Linked DNA regions of Homo sapiens: region 2 is linked to region 1. The links are chromatin contacts, found by Hi-C or POLR2A ChIA-PET in ENCODE. All regions are on one chromosome and are shown on one strand. The core of a region is the stretch at or near the end of the contact, and the rest is flanking DNA. Distances in the headings are between cores, read along the strand shown. Region 1 overlaps QTMAN (queuosine-tRNA mannosyltransferase). Region 2 overlaps ZEB2 (zinc finger E-box binding homeobox 2).

Region 1 (4,881 bases), core at 1,733-4,232:
ATTAGCTTTCATATATGACGTCAATTTAGTTACCTATAATATTCAAATCATTTTCCAACCAAACACCCAGTAATAATTTTAAATCAGAGGAATTGTTGTATTAATATATTCCATAGACACCTTTCTGTTATTAGTTAGTTGTAGGAAGGTATAGTTTCAGTGATGATGGTTTTAACGGTTTTGATCCCACACACATGAGAAATTGATTCCACAGGCTAATCCACATATGGCTTGATACCTTAAAACTTCAATCAATTGTTGAAAATATAGTTTTGATTTACCTATATGCAATATTTGGAAACTTAAGCTTGTTAAAGCAAAAAACAATGGGCTTAAACACTAAATGGTTTACTTTGGGGAAAGTGAAACTTGAGCGGTATTTCTCAGTAGGTCATCACAAGTTTACCTGGTATTTTCTTACTGACCCTTTCTCTTCCTTCCCTTCTGCACCTCCACCCACCAACACACCCAGGTTCTATATAAAAAGCAACCAACAACCCAGCAGAGTAAAATAGGGCAGGGGTGAGAAAAGTTAGTATTACCTTCCAGCCCACTCACTTATTTTAATGATTCATCACGGAAACCCCAAGTTGTTAAAATATACCTGAAATCTCATTAAATAGTAAAAATAAGCATGAAAAGATCTCTGCTTTAAAACATGTGACCAGTGATTCCCCTAACAGAATCTATTAAGAGTGTGAAGTAAAAATACATTTTGCTAAACAACTTTCCTCAAAGTAATGTACTACAATCAATTATCATATGGGAAAAAAGAGACAAGATAAATATATTCTACAAAAAAGTTATTTTTTTAAATTCTTCTATAAAAATCAGGCATAGCAAATTCATCTTAACCTCTAAAACCTGAATATAACCTCTAAAAACTGAAATATAATCTGGTATCAAATGCAAAGTAATAATTTTGCAGTCATAAAACTCTATGCACTGAAAATATTCTACATAAATTTAAACAAAGTTTGGCTAATAGAAATGAATCTGCTTCCGGAGCATTAGTCTGAACTGCAGATAACTAACACTTGATGGATACTGATCATTATTCCATTATTTGGTTAGGAGACATACAGTCTAATATTTATGTTGTAGTTGTGTACTACCATATGTACTTAAATAGCAACATTTCGCTTTAATTCTGGGTTCAAACTGACAAAGATGTGGTAAGCTAATAATGTATACCCCCCTCAATGCCATGGATATGCTAATCTCTTCCTCTGATTTTTGTGTCTTGTTGTAGAGACTAAGAACTGAGAATTCATGCATCGAAACCAAGATTTGGTAGGAAAACTCATACGCCATACTTTCTGTGAGAAAATTTAAAGCTATTTTCAAATGTGCTTTTCCAATTATATGAATTGCAATGATCTTTTAAATATATGCTCTTTGCAAAGTTAGCATCTTATATGTATTTGTGATAATTTAATTTTCCCTAAAAAACATTTCTTTTTTTGTTGGTTTGGAATTCAACTTTCTGCTTAAAAGTATCAGTCATGGCTGGGTGCACTGGCTCATGCCTGTAATCCTAGCACTTTGGGAGGCTGAGGTAGGAGAACTGCTTGAACCAAGGAGTTTGAAACCAGCCTGGGCTGTTGTGAGGCTCCATCTCTACAAAAAATTTTAAAAATTAGCTGAGTGTGGTAGTGTGTGCCTATAATGCTAGCTTCTCCAGAGGCTAAGGCAAGAGAATCACTTGAGCCCAGGAGTTTGAAGTTACAGTGAGCCATGATTGTGCTACTGTATTCCAGCCTGAGTGACAGAGTGAGGTCCTGTCTTTATTTTTTAAAAAAAAAAAAATATATATATATACACACACACACACACACACACACATATATATATATACACACACACACACATATATTAGTAACTTATTCCAGGACTTGAATTAGTAAAGTGTCTTGGTTAAAACTCCACAAGCATCAAATGCAAACTCAGCAAATAGTTACTGAGTACTTAGCATGTACTAAGCACGTCATGTACTTGTTTTCAAATATGCACAATTTCCACAAATAACTGGATAAGTATATATTAAAAGTTCAATATATTATTGTGAGGTTATATTCCACATTATATTAAAAAATTACAAGATTTTTCTTTCTGTGAGAAGCTGAGTGGTTTAATTCCACTGACAAAATATTAACCCTCTTTCAATTTTTTAATGCTATTAATTCCATGAATGATTTCAAACTATAAAAGCAGCAATGAATTCGTTCTACTGAATACTACAAATATTTTTAATTTGCCAACATTCACAAATGTGGCAGCATATTTATGAATCAATAGAAAGTTTTGCACTGGAATATCATCTCACCACTCATTTAAAGTATCGCATTGCCCTTTTAAGTAGGTCTCCATGCTACCATACAATCTTGTTCCCACCACACCATTCTCCTTAAGCTAATCACAAATAATCTTTCCAAAATGGAAATGTGACCATAAAATGACATGCTCAAAAACCTTAAATCACCTAAGGGTAAAATCCAAGGCCCAACACATGGCAATTAAGACTCATTTCCTGGCCCCTTCCTTTCTCTTCACTACAGCCACATTTGGCCTTCTCCCACTTCAATTCCTTTTCCCCAACTTCCCCAGACTCTACTTGGTAGCAATACCAAACACCCACACTCCCAGAGCTGTTTTAGACTCTTATAACTTCACACATTTATCTCACCTCCATCAGCCTTCTCTCTCTGTTCAACTAATGAACTTTTGTTAAAATTTCTGCTCATGAATCACCATTTCTATGAAGCCTTTCCCTGAACTCCTCCTAAATATGACTTCCTTTATACTCTGTATAGTAGAATTATACTTGTTTCACTGTAGTCACACGTTCTGCTTCTGCATGCAGCTGTGAAAATCTGAAAACTGGGAGCTATGCTATTATTTTCCTGAAAGTTGTCTCAGGACCTGACACACAGCAGACAAACTAGGTTTTTCTGGAGCTGAAGTGAAAATCAGGGGGACACAGGAAGTTGCTTTCTTCTGCCTTGAAAGTAACACTGGTTTCACTTAACACAGGTTCTCAGCAACAAGTGTCAGACAGCACTGTACTTGATACTAATGATTTCCTATTATTCCTGAAGTCTAAACTAAATCAAGCAGCAAGTATATCTGGACACATTTTATTATGTTCTCTTTCAAATACTGATTCTTTTTTATTGTTGACAGAAGCAGAATTTATGGGAAATAATAATTTTTTCCATATAGATATGTGTTTATTTTAACCTACCAATACAAGAGAAGTAACACCGATTAAAGAGATGGGAGAAACAGAATAAGCAATTGAATTCTAGGCCAAAGTGCATTTAATGGCCTAAGAGAATATTTGTAAATTTCATAAATTTTGAAAATCATCTGCAGTTTCTTATTCTGTTTGATCTATTATCATCCTAGTTTAATTTGAGAAGTGGAAGTAGGATAAGAAGCCAATTCCCTCACCATCAATCTAGAGAGCCCATTCCACATTTAGTAATTAGGCTTTTATTTAACAGAGAAGAAAAAAAGACATTTTTAAATACTTTCTGCCAACAATTATTCTTTTTATAAAAGTTTGACAAGATGAATAATGTATTTCCTTCTCAAAGATGGCTTTTCTCCAGAAGTCTTCCACCTTCTTGAAATGGGCTGTAAACCAGCTCAGTGGGAGAAAACTGGGCTCCCTGACCCATTCGGATACGAATGCCCAAGCAGAGAAGTCAAGGTGTGTTCAGAATAATAGGTGCAAGGAGTGCTGATACCATTGTTGAACCACTTTTCTTTTACAGAATACAAAATATAAAGAATATCGGCATCATAGAGTAAGTGACAGCAAGACTAAAATCCAGGTCTTCCAACTCCATATTCACATGGCATCCCATTATACTTCACTGCAGGCACAGGATACAATATAAGTTAAAAAAAACCCTCCATTTTCTAGTCTTTGAGTTTTAGGATTAAATAAAAATGTTTAATAATTATTAATATTTAAATGATATATATATAACACGGTATATGTTTTATATGCTTGTGGAATATAAATGTCACTATAAATTAATATATTAATTGCATACAATATTTAATAATGCCTCCTCACTTGTAAAACCAAGACATCAATAATATAAGTAACTGAATATCATATAGTGAAATACTTCAATTTTTTTGTTAGAATCTCTTGGGATTCCTCCCAGAGTCCAACATAATCATAACTCCTCTGAAGATATAACCCTTATTCTTTACCCCTCAGCACTGGACAGTCACCTTTTTGATAGAATAATAGGTCTTAAGAACTAGGACTGGAGGGGGAAAAAAAAACAATACTGAAGATTCACATGCCAATAAAGGTTTGGAGTAGAAGGTGAAGAAGTCAGCCACGTAGCCGCATTCAGTCTAGCTCAAAAATTTACTACTGTTACCATCAAGCAAAGTCAAGGTTCTCTTGACAAAACAATCTGTAGTATTTCTGTGTACTTATCACACGTAGGATATATTTATACAAGTAATTATTTAATGTCAATATCTCCACTGGACATTAAGTTCCACGGAGACACTTGACTAGGTCTGTTTTGCTTACCATTGTTATCTCTAGCACTCAGCAAACAGAAAGTGTTCAATAAATGTGTGTTGAGTCAATGAACCGTAAAACCCTTTAGCAATGGCCGTGACGATTTCTTCCTAATTCATTCAAGAGTTGTACTATTATCAGACATAAAAAATTACTTCTTCCTATCACTCATTACTATTTACTCTCATAGGCAGAATTTTATGTACAGATTGTATTACCATGTAAATATAATAGGTGGCATCTAATTCTATTTAAAATTTCACCCCTCAATCTAAGGAAAATTGTCTGCCCTGCTGAGGGATTTAGAAACTATGTTCCATGCCATG
Region 2 (4,809 bases), core at 873-3,372, 250 kb after region 1:
ACTCAGTCTTGCCCCCTTTCCTACAAATCAGAAGATAGCAATGCGTGCTGATTGAGTACTTAGCAGACAAACTGAAGTTATGTCAAGCGCATTACGATTTAACACAGGCTGAATGGTAGGGGCAGCAGATGTAACTAATGGGGTTAGGGAGAGAAGAAACTGGAGCAGTGAGAGAGGGGATGGAAGGGAAACAAAAGTGATTGTATCGGTAATAGAGACTTCAAAGGGGAGTAGTTTGGAAGATCTGGGTTGGGGGGATCTGGCAAATGGAAAAAGAGGCACATCTGCCTATAGAGTAACTGATAGAGGAGACAGGAAGAGCCTGCCGGGAGAGAAAGCAGAGTGGGAAATCAAAGGCAAGAAAATGTATAGCTGCAGAAGAAGGGAAGCTCGATTCCATTTATAGAGGTAATGACACAAGGCCTCCTACAGTTGGAACTGTCCCAAATTGGCCTGTTTTGAGTGTCCCATCCATGACTTGTTGCTAAGTTGGACACAAAAAGCAAACTTTAATAATTTGATAAAACCATTTCATCTTGATGTTTGAAAAATCCTTTCATTACAAGAATAGTGGGTGATTTAAATATTACCTGTTCCTCTTTCCAGTTTTTCTTATGTGTCTGATGCTTAAGGACAATGTTTGGTCAAAAAACTGAGGTCTCATGATAGACAACTCAAATGTGAGTTTTATGGATACAAGTAAGGAACAGGCATGCCATTTCCTTTTTTTAGGAGATGCTTTGATTCTTGAAGGGGTGGACAGTCGAATTCCAACGATGGAGTTAGCACATGTGTGTGTGCATGTGTGTGTACATGCACACACATGTTTGCGTGTATTACAGTACAACAGGGGGTGAGGACAGAAGGGCAAAGACCAAATTCTTAAAGTGGCTTTGAGGCATGCAGGGGTCAGAAATGGGCTGTGCTGCTAAAACTCAGAGCATATTCTGGGATGCTGTTTCTACCACCAGTGGCTCATTCCTGTTCATTATTCACATGCTACATGCCACTCAGGTGTTTTTTTAAGGCCAGCTCAAGCATGTCCTTTCTGACCTGTTCAGGGAGGGAAACTCTTAGTTCCTCCTTGTACATATATCAAATCGAGGACTTACCTTGATCATCCCTCAATTCATTCTATCAGTCACTCAACAAACATTTCTTGAATACTCACAATGTGTCACACTCTTACCCTTGCCAAGCAGTTCTTTCTGACACTAATCTGTAAGGCTCTGTGAGGACTCACTTTTGAACCTTTGGTGCTGGCACATGGTAAGTAGCTAATATTTGTCAAATACAATAAATGAATTGAGTGACTATAAAATAGCTTCCCAAACAAATCAAAGGCAGGCTTATAGTAAAATGTTTCAAAATAGTTGTAAGGTTTTTTAAAAATGATTTTTCTATACAGAAGTACACTTATTAGTAAAATAAATTTTTAAAACATTGCAGTTCAGTTCTTGGTTTAGTCACAATCATAGTACTACTGGTAGCTTTCTCCTGGTCACGGCCAATTCACCAACTAACACACTGCCTTCGTAGAGCACGCAAAGATGTATCCAGCTTCATTTTTGACTGATATAAATACCATCAGCCAGTACTGAGCATTGCACACACTGATCTGAGTGCTACAGACTCCCAATTAGTCACTATTCATACAATTCTACACCTAGCCCATAACAGGCTTTTTTTCCCTTAACCCAATTTCCTTGACCTGTGTTTTCCTTCTAACCAGAGTTCAGAGACAAAGGCAGAGCAGTAAATCATTTTCTTAGAAAAACACCATCAGGCTGCTTTAGTCCTTTGGGCTGTTATTTATATGCTGTACCTGAAAAAGTTATTTTGGGATAGTGTAGCTCACTAAATTATATTTTCCTCATTATCATTATTACTTCAAAATGATCATTAATTTGCTCTTTGGCTTTCTAAGAGGGAAAACATCAAAGAAACAAGAGTTCCCCCTAATTTAACTTTTCTTGAAAGGTAACTGATTTACAAACAAATTACTTGTGCCTTTTAAGGAAGAGCCAAGTGCATCTGCTCATTTGATACATTTTCAAGGGTTACAGTGTGGAAATGAAGCTCTAAGAAGCTCCTGTGTGATCCACAAACAACTTCACGCTGTATTACACGTGCATCAGATACAGAGACCAAACCCTCTGAGTTGCAAGCAACCTGTGATGCAGAATGCTTGCTTGGCAGTGCCTGAAACAGCTTATTTAAATTGCAAACTTTGCAGTCACCACTTACAGGTGATTTTGAAAGTTCATTATATAAACTAAACAGCTTAATCTCCATACTTTGTTTTTAAAATCATACATATATTATCTCTGAAAGATGCTATTTAATCTCTCTCTCTCAAAAACTCATCAACTCTGTTAAGAAATTGCCTTAGAGAGTAAAAATGTATTTAAAACACGCATGAATCTTAAACAAATGTTTCAACTTGAGGGCAAATAATGTTAGAGACACAGGTAGGAATTGCCAGGATGAAGTTTGCCTTGAATAGAGATCACATGAGAAAAAATTTGAAGTCATAACTTTATAGTACAAGATGATCAAAGCCAAGTATTAATACTTTTTTATCAGCTCACCTTCTAAACAATATTTCAGTAGATTTCCTTTCACACAGTGATATTTGTAATAAATGTTCTGCCTTTGTTTTAAAGTCAGTCTGTAGAAAGATGACATCAGCTTAGCAAACAATAAAGTGCCTGTAATATTGTCTCCAGAGGGCTGTTACATTTACTTTGTAGCAGTAAAATTCAATTTTCAAAAAACACTACATGAATGATGTTAGGTTATTAACCCTATCACCACCGTAAAACATCATTATTGTGTGCAGAATGTAGGTCACTATCTAGAAGCCATAAGTTGCTTTTTTGTTAAATAATCCACTTAAGCTTCTTTTCTTTCCTAGAGCCTGGGTTGTGTCCCTTCTTTTGGGAAAAAAATATTCCAGCATCTAGTCAGCAGACTGGAACAAGACCCCTACACTTTTCATTCTAAGGCTCTCTTTCTTTGTTGCCATTCAGTTATGTACCCCAGTTCTGAAGTAACCCTTTGCATTTACTTATTACCAAAGCCTGTTGTTCTTCAATGAAAAATTAGTATATCATCATGTTTTTTCAAGTGGCAGAGTCATAACTCTCACATGTTTCGGTTCTAGGACAAAAAGAAAATAAGGATGTGTCTCATTGCAAAGCCTGAATCACTCTCACATTTGAAGACCTTGAACACAAATGCTTTATTTCTGGACCTTAATATGTTTCACTTGCTATGCCTGCATAACAGCGGTAGTTACCTGATATAAGTGATTAAAATCCTTCCTGTTTAGAAAGAAGAAGAATATTTAGCGACAGGACATCAGCATGCAAAGAGTTAACTAGTTAAACTTCTACAAACCCCCAGAGTAACTTTCCAAAAGCTGACAATAAGTAAAAGAAGTGCTGGTTATCCATTTTTTAAAGGGATGGGATTGGTTTTAGAAGAAAGGGAAAGAGGATCAAACACCTCAATGCAACAAAAGGTTGTGTCAGAGGGCCCTCAATCACAAACCTCCTTCAACAACAGATATTCCAACCTTCCAGAGCAGTTACCCAGGCAGCACAGCTAAAAAGTTCCATGACATGAAAAGAACAAAAACCTAAGGGACAGAGGTAGTTATTGTCATGCACACTCTTCTCTCTCTCTCTCTTTCTTTTTTTTTTTTGGCTTGGGTTTTTCCCTCCCCCACAAAACTTTTGCATAAGCTGTTAGAGAAAAGTAATGGTGTGGCTTTCTAAAAAGAAATCCCCTATTTGTAAGCCACCTCCTAGGTAGTGAGGTAGCCCAGTGGACTTTCTGTAAGAAACACCTGGTAAGTGGAGAGATCATTTACACGAATATTTCAAAAGAGACATCTAAAATTAATAAGCACAATTACAGCCCTGTAAATGTGGTCAACATTCCCTTGAAATCACTTGTGTTTTTTTTTTTTAATTGATGTTATTTTCTTTTCAGACAAATTTTCTTCAGTGCACAGTGGATATATGTTATTTGCATTTTCTGTGTTGGGTCTTAGAGGTATCTTAACAGCTTGTATGAATTTTCCACCAAAACGTAAATTATTAACAAGTCAGAGTTTTCATTTGTTTTATCTCCTGATGTGAGATCTAAATAAGTATGTAGAACACTTAAAATTCTTGCCATTTCTCTGCTTTCTGAAAAATAAATCTCATGCATACTGCACAATATATGTTCTTATGCATAACATGTTTCCATTTAATGGGAAAAAAAAACTAATTTCAGGAGGAATACTGTATGTTTCCTGGACACTTCGTTTTATAAGCAGAGTATTAACCCAAAGAAGCATTTGGTCATGTTTTCTTCATCATCATCATCATCATCATCATCATCATATCATCATCATTCTTATCATAATGTTCTTTATAATCATCCTCAAAAAGCATTTAAAGTCTTCATCTTTACCTGGTTTGATATTAGGTATCTTCGATTAACTTTGCCCTGATTTCTAAGACATAAACTACTGTTAGAACCAGATTTTTAAAACCCAGTTATGTGGTCCTCAAAATTTACATGCAAGGATAATATGGCATACAGCATGATGGTGATTGAAGCGGGGTGTGATTGGGGAGTCCTATGAGATATGATAATAATACTAATAGCAAACATGTTAACAGTGCTTACTGTGTGCCAGCAGTGCTCTAAATAAATGATCTTATTACTCATCACAACAATCCATTTTACAGATGAGGAAGCTGAGGTGAAGTGCTGTCAGGTAACTGCCCAATGTCATAGGTAGCAAGTGGT

The links. Hi-C counts contacts between places; a loop is a spot of excess contacts on that map. ChIA-PET counts read pairs that join two places held with the same protein, here RNA polymerase II (POLR2A). Pooled maps may share reads with other maps.
Region 2: a map with no recorded cell type shows a loop between it and region 1 (3-fold over the local background). The contact joins two enhancer-like sites. A Hi-C loop is called at or near these places in 2 of 37 single-sample maps with no recorded cell type and 1 of 50 pooled maps. POLR2A ChIA-PET finds 5 or more read pairs at or near these places in 2 of 52 experiments (OCI-LY7 and activated CD4-positive, alpha-beta T cell).

What each region holds. Positions count from the first base shown.
Region 1 is chr2:144,213,454-144,218,334 of GRCh38, forward strand. The region is part of intron 2 of QTMAN (queuosine-tRNA mannosyltransferase); the gene reads right to left. Among named protein-coding and RNA genes, the nearest start is that of QTMAN, 120 kb to the right of the region's middle. Within about 2 kb of position 2,983, at least 2 of the 41 ENCODE cell types and tissues checked have a DNase peak (open chromatin) inside an H3K27ac peak, as active enhancers do.
Region 2 is chr2:144,467,828-144,472,636 of GRCh38, forward strand. The region is part of intron 2 of ZEB2 (zinc finger E-box binding homeobox 2); the gene reads right to left. Among named protein-coding and RNA genes, the nearest start is that of ZEB2-AS1, 49 kb to the right of the region's middle. Within about 2 kb of position 2,123, at least 2 of the 41 ENCODE cell types and tissues checked have a DNase peak (open chromatin) inside an H3K27ac peak, as active enhancers do.